Linked DNA regions of Mus musculus: region 2 is linked to region 1. A link is a loop called in an ENCODE intact Hi-C map of the cell type or tissue named here. Cell type or tissue: heart. All regions are shown on one strand. Each heading gives the region's core, and the rest is flanking DNA. Links, peaks and the distances in the headings are about the cores only.

The links. A loop is a pair of places that touch in the nucleus more often than their neighbours do. Peaks named below come from ENCODE experiments on the same cell type or tissue, not always from the same donor. Only the 100,000 strongest peaks of a DNase experiment are listed, where the experiment ranks them.
Region 2: a loop joins it to region 1, with 2.2 times the contacts of the local background. A loop is called at or near these places in 2 of 42 quality-filtered maps.

What each region holds. Positions count from the first base shown.
Region 1 is chr12:116,618,546-116,621,462 of GRCm38, forward strand. All of the region lies in intron 2 of Ptprn2 (protein tyrosine phosphatase, receptor type, N polypeptide 2), which reads left to right. Among named protein-coding and RNA genes, the nearest start is that of Ptprn2, 130 kb to the left of the region's middle. In heart, for the core only: a CTCF peak has its summit at 1,610 (motif pointing left); no DNase peak of the experiment used is centred there; H3K27me3 peaks cover 355 bases.
Region 2 is chr12:116,548,752-116,551,668 of GRCm38, forward strand. The region is part of intron 1 of Ptprn2 (protein tyrosine phosphatase, receptor type, N polypeptide 2); the gene reads left to right. Among named protein-coding and RNA genes, the nearest start is that of Ptprn2, 64 kb to the left of the region's middle. In heart, for the core only: no CTCF peak of the experiment used is centred there; a DNase peak (open chromatin) is centred at 1,480.

The DNA.
Region 1 (2,917 bases), core at 94-2,593:
TTCTGGGGACATGGAATCAAGAACGACACACTCGTGGAGGACACATGGTATCCAAGAACGACAGAAGCCAAGAGTTGGGAGGAGGTCTGGGTGTGAGTGATCCTGAGCCTAAATATGATCCAGTGTCCCTAGGTGATGTGTGTGCTGCAGGAACGTCTGACATGTTCTGCATGACTCGCGGTCTTATATGCATGGCCCAGAGACAACCAAAGTTTGTATAAAGCGATTCTAACAGTTAGTTAATCCTCACCACTTACTCCCACTCAGAGTGTGGGACTTTCGAGTTGTTCCAACAGGGCATATTTGAGACCCAGGAACTGTTGTCAAAGAGGTTTTTGGAGCCTGAGCCACTGCTGGACATGTTGTAAGCTCCTTTGGAAGTTTTCTGTTTCAGGACCACATTTTTCGAGCTCAAGAGAGGTTGTATAACTTCCATTCAATTTGATAAAATCAAATTTGTTCCTTCAGTTTAGGGTGAGAGGGGAGATGAGGTAGATGAGACGACTGTCACCATCTTCAGCAGGTCTGACAACGCAATCCATTCTTCTTGTTTGGGGGTTTGGACAGGTTCTTTTGGACAACAAGCAGCTGAGCCTAGCTCTGTGCATCTCCTCTGCTGTGAAAGATTGTGAGCCCACCCTATAGCTCTGGAGTGGAGATGAATCCTAGGGGTGAACCACTGTCCCTTCATATCCCAGAGCCGAATGTCCTCACTATGGAGTTATGGACAGGTGTTTCTATCCCAGTGCTGTGGTAGAAGGAGCGATTCCAGTGTCCCCTCCTCTTCTCTCTCTCTACTCCCACCATCTCCTAAAAATAAATCCTTTTAAAATGACTTTGTCACTGTGCAAATGACAGGTAGAACACTGCATGTTTTACTGGCTGGAACCAGCTCCAGGTGAGTCTGCTTAGCTAAACCGAGGCTGGATTGTTTCTAGAGAGGCCCCGGGGACATTTTCTTTTCTGACTCTGCAGTCCAGGAAACACTGCTGTCCATCCAGGCTAGCTCAATTAGAAAGCTTCCAGCTAGAGCAGGAAATGCTGGAATTTCTTGGAAGACAGAAGGGCATTGCTCCTTGTCTTGGGGAGGCCCAGGCCTAGGGCTGGGTACTTTTTGTATGTAGGACACTTGTGTCATGCAAACAGTTGTAGCTGCAGATACTCAAGGATTTCTTGGCTTTGGGCAGGGAGCAGTGGTTGGTATGGAGTCTGAGAAAGGAAGGGGCTATGGCTGGATAAAGCCCTCCCCAGCCATCTTATGGTTGTCTGAATTGTATTTGGTGAGTTTCTTCCCCTTTGCTCATTCCCAAGCCTTGGCCTTTCTAGCCATCATGGCTCTCATCGCTGTAGCATACGCAGTACCAGAGAGGCACCCACCTGACTCTGGACTTCTTTGCAGTTTGCTAGCTTCTGAGAGGTTGGGTGTCACGTTGCAGAAGACCATTGCAAGTGGATTGTCTTAGTCTCAGAAAGTACTGGACTCTTGCTTCCTTATCAGGTAGATTCTCCCTTGTGGCTAGAGAAGGTTGGTGCTGCTGCAGCACATGGAGACCGAAAACAACTTTCTCTTTGGAATCAGCCAGAGCTGGGTCTTAGGCGCCCTCTGCAGGACAGTTTTGGGGAAACAGGATGAGAAATAACTTCCCTCTTTCTGGTGATGGAAGGGTCCACACTAAATTGTATTTTCTAATTAAAAAGTATCTCATGGTCATTGTAACATTCTATAAAATATATGTATTCCGGATATGGCACACACACTCTCTCTTTCTTCTCCTATTGGAGAAACAATTTTCAAATTACTCCCTAGAGACTGGTACCTAGGCCCTGGGTACCGTGACATCTGTATTTGACTCTGCCCATGTGATGCATCCACAGAGAGTGGCTCTGGAGAAAATGGCCTTGGCCAGGCCACAAGCTATCTGTGCTTGACTTCTTGCTCAGAGGGAAGTAGCCATTCTGACGGGGCCATGTGAGGTCCTTCTGTGATCCCTCTAGAGTTGGTGTATAGCTCGGTGGGGTGCTTCAGGGTAGGTAAGAACTACCTCCCCATTCACCCCCTGCTTTGTGGAAGCCTCCTTCTCTCTAGAAGTGACCCATGGTTGCTGGTCCTGTGGAGATGTCCCTCAGCAGTGGCTGGAGTCTGGGATCTGGGCTTTAGCTTGCCTTTCTGTGAAGTTCTGTGCTATCTGTGAGTGGGAAGGTTAGAGGCATGAAGCTGGGCAGATCTGGGTTTAGGCTTTTCTCAAGATAGGAGCACCTGATAATTCTCACCAAACTTGAGAGAAATGAAACCTAATAAGAAAATGAATACTTTTCTTGACCTATTAAACCAATTTGGTGGCAGTTGGAACTAAGGGTACCTTAGACATGTTGTCTATTGCTGTTACAAACACCATGACCATAGCAACTTGGGAAGGACAATGTTTATTTGGCTTCCATATCACAGTCTATCATCAAGTAAATCAGGGCAGCAAGTCACAGAAGGAACCCAGAGGTAGGAACCGAAGCAGAAGCCATGGACACATAGGCTTGTTCCTAGTGGCTTGTTTAGACAGCTTTCTTACACTGTCCAGGACATCTGCCCATAGGTGACACCACCCCACCCACGGTGAGCTCACTAGTTGCATTATAAATCCATCAAGGGATTGATGCAAACAGTCAAGTTACACAGGATCTCATCCTCTCAGGGAAGTTCCCACCAATGTCTCCAGAGGTGAGGTCCATAAATCTCACAGGCCCTTCTCAGTCCAGTCAGGCTGATCTCCAAGATTCAACATTGATGTCAACGCTTGTACTTCGGAAGACCTGTTCCATAGCTTTTTTTGAGGTTAAACAAACAAACAAACAAACAAACAAAAAACCACCAAAAGTTGACATTTGTCAGCCTTGTGTGGACTAACCTCAGAGACGCTATAAA
Region 2 (2,917 bases), core at 185-2,684, 70 kb before region 1:
CTTAGTGGTGAGATTACAGGAAGGTGCCTCCACACCAGGATAGTGTCACTGTTAAAGCAGAAGTCATTTCTCCCTTAGCAACTCAGTTCTCTGCCCCATCTGTTGTGCAAGCATGTCTTAAGACCTCTCCTGTGAGTCTGCCCTGTCCCTGTTTCCTGCTTAAAAGGCTCCTTCCTGGACTTTGGATACCCCACTCCCTGTTCTTTAGCCACATTGACCCTACCTGCCTTGATCTCAGGACTCATCGTATAGCTGACTACGTCTCATCTTGCTCTTTGTCCCAGTTCCAGAATATTGGCAAATATTTGATTGTTTCAAACCTGACATGTTCAAAGTGAACATGCCCTGTTGCAAGGGCTCCTCTACTCTCCCAGGAGGGAAGGCATGGAGTGTTCCTGAATTTTGTAGAAGAGTACATGAGTTGGGCTGGCTTCACTGCATTGATTCCTTGCTGATGTGGTCAGGGCCACAGCTTTATCACATGGACCTCGTATCGCCTAAACTGCATCCACCCAGGAAGGCCCTGAATATGTGTGGTTGCTCACAAAGGGGTTTAGGCCCATCTCAGCTCATACTAGCACAGTCCGCCAGTCCAGGGAAGACTCTCATTTCTAACCATCACACTTTATGTTGTTTCTGACAAGTTCTGAACTGACTTGTGATTATTGTTGCTTTTAAAATTTTATCAATCACTAACAATCTCTCAACTACCAGATTCTGAAGGCAGTTTATAGAAGGGGCTCCCTGTCTGGGAGGTAGCATGCTTGGCTCTGTGTTCAGCTTAACAGTCCTGTGGTAGAGAACAACCACCCAACCCCTAGCTGTTCTCTTGGGGCTTATAAGGCAACAACATTTATATTTTACCTGCCATTAGTCCAGTGGCCATAGCAGAACACATGTTTTTTTGTTAAAACAATCATGTGTTTAGTTGATCCCTGAGAGCGGAATCTTGCCTATCTGCCTGCCCCACACTTGTATAGAGTTAGCACTGATTTCATGGAGGAATGAGTTTGCTGTTTCTTTCATTGAAAGAAGCAGATGACAATTATAATTCATTTCCTGTGGAGGATGCTAGGTTACTTCACTCTCCACCTGTGACCATTTTCTCACCAAAGGAAGCTTCCTTGTTGATGTCACACAACTCATGTATTTCTGGGAGCTGCCTCACACCTTGAGTTGGGTTGTCTCTAAGAGGCAATAGAGCTCCAACAATCAGGAGTGGAGAGACACTGAAGAATATGGGGTCCTCACAGTCACCATCGGGAGAAAAATAAAGGAGGTCATAGGAATTCATGCTGGTGATGGAGAGTTCTGCTGTGGGAGAGTTGGGAGCAGCTTGCCACATTCTCTCTCTGCAGCAGGAGACTGAAATCTGGGTAAAAATAGCAGTGAGACTACCAGAGCCTGGACCGATATCCTGCAGTGCACAAGAGCCTGGCCTGATGCCCTGTGATACACAAGAGCCTGGCCTGATGCCTTGTGGTGCACAAGAGCCTGGCCTGATGCCCTGTGGTGCACAAGAGCCTGGCCTGATGCCCTGTGGTTCCTAAGAGCCTGGCCCAATGGCCTAGGGTGCACATTTTGTCCATGAATGTTCTCTGGCTAGGTTCTCTTAGCAACCTGGTTAAGCTGAAGGGGCAAGCACACTGTTTTCTGTCAAGGCTTGCACACCAGGACATGCTCAGTGTTCCCTGGCTGGTCTAGAGACTGCGGCAAAGGAAAGAACTTCCTGATGATGGCACTCCACCATTCTTTTTATTTCGTCTCCATTGGTGATACATTTCTGTAAATCTGGAAATGGTAGTTTTTTATGAAGTAGCTCTGTGAGTATGACTTTGGATGGTGGTGTCAGTGTCACGTACTAAAGGACACCAAGGTGTTAATGATTGTTCAGTGTGGGTACTGCTGTTCCCGAGGAAAGGGTTCTCGGAGTCTGTTCAGTAATGAAAATTTGAAGATCCCTCCCTCCACCCTCATATTCCTAGTTGGCATAAATAACACTTTTCATGGAGCAAAGCCTCAGACTTGATATGTAGTACTGAGAAAGATTTTTACTTTACTTTTGAAATTATAATATAATTAATTAATAATAATTAATATAATATAATTACAGTATTTCTCCCTTTTCTTTCCTCCCTATTAACCCTTTATAGACTCCCTTCCTGCTCTCCTTCAAATTTATGGTTTTTTTTTTTTACTAATTGTTACTATACACACACATACACACACATATACACACATACACACACACACATATGTACACATATGTTCCTAAACATGACCTGTTCAGAGCATAAAATGGGGCTTGTATATATGTTTTCAGGGCTGACCAATAGGCATTGGACAACTGTCAGCATGCTCCTCCCTGGGGAAGACCGCTTCTCCCACTTTCAGCCCAGTTGCCTATAGATCTTTCTGGTGGAGGGTGTGTGGCCTAGGATTGAGGTGTGGTGGGTCTTCTTGGTCCAGTTTGGCATCTCTACTGGTGTCCTTCTTGTTCAGCTCACGTCAGAGCAGCCACGTTGTGAGACCTTTTGTACATAGCTTGAGGAAGAATTTAATATTAATTGGGTTTAACTTCCTTCTCCAAGTCTCTCAACTCTCTTCTCGTCCATGGAGGCTGGGTGAGACACTGGCCAAAGCTAGCTGTGCTTTTCCTTTAAGGGAGGGAGCTTGGCCGTCTTCTCTCATTTTCCCCTTGGAAGGTGAAGCGAGGGGAGAGGGTTAGGATTGGTTTGATGACTAGGAAAATTACTTTCTCCTTGGTGTCATTGTTTTGTGAAATGACAAAGTTGAGCTAGGACAGCGGAGGAGTTCTGAAGCCATTCTGTGCCATCACAGAAAACTCATTAAGTGGGAATGTTTCCCACGGCACGCGTCCTATCCAGAACACACACGTTTGGCAGAATAGTAATTA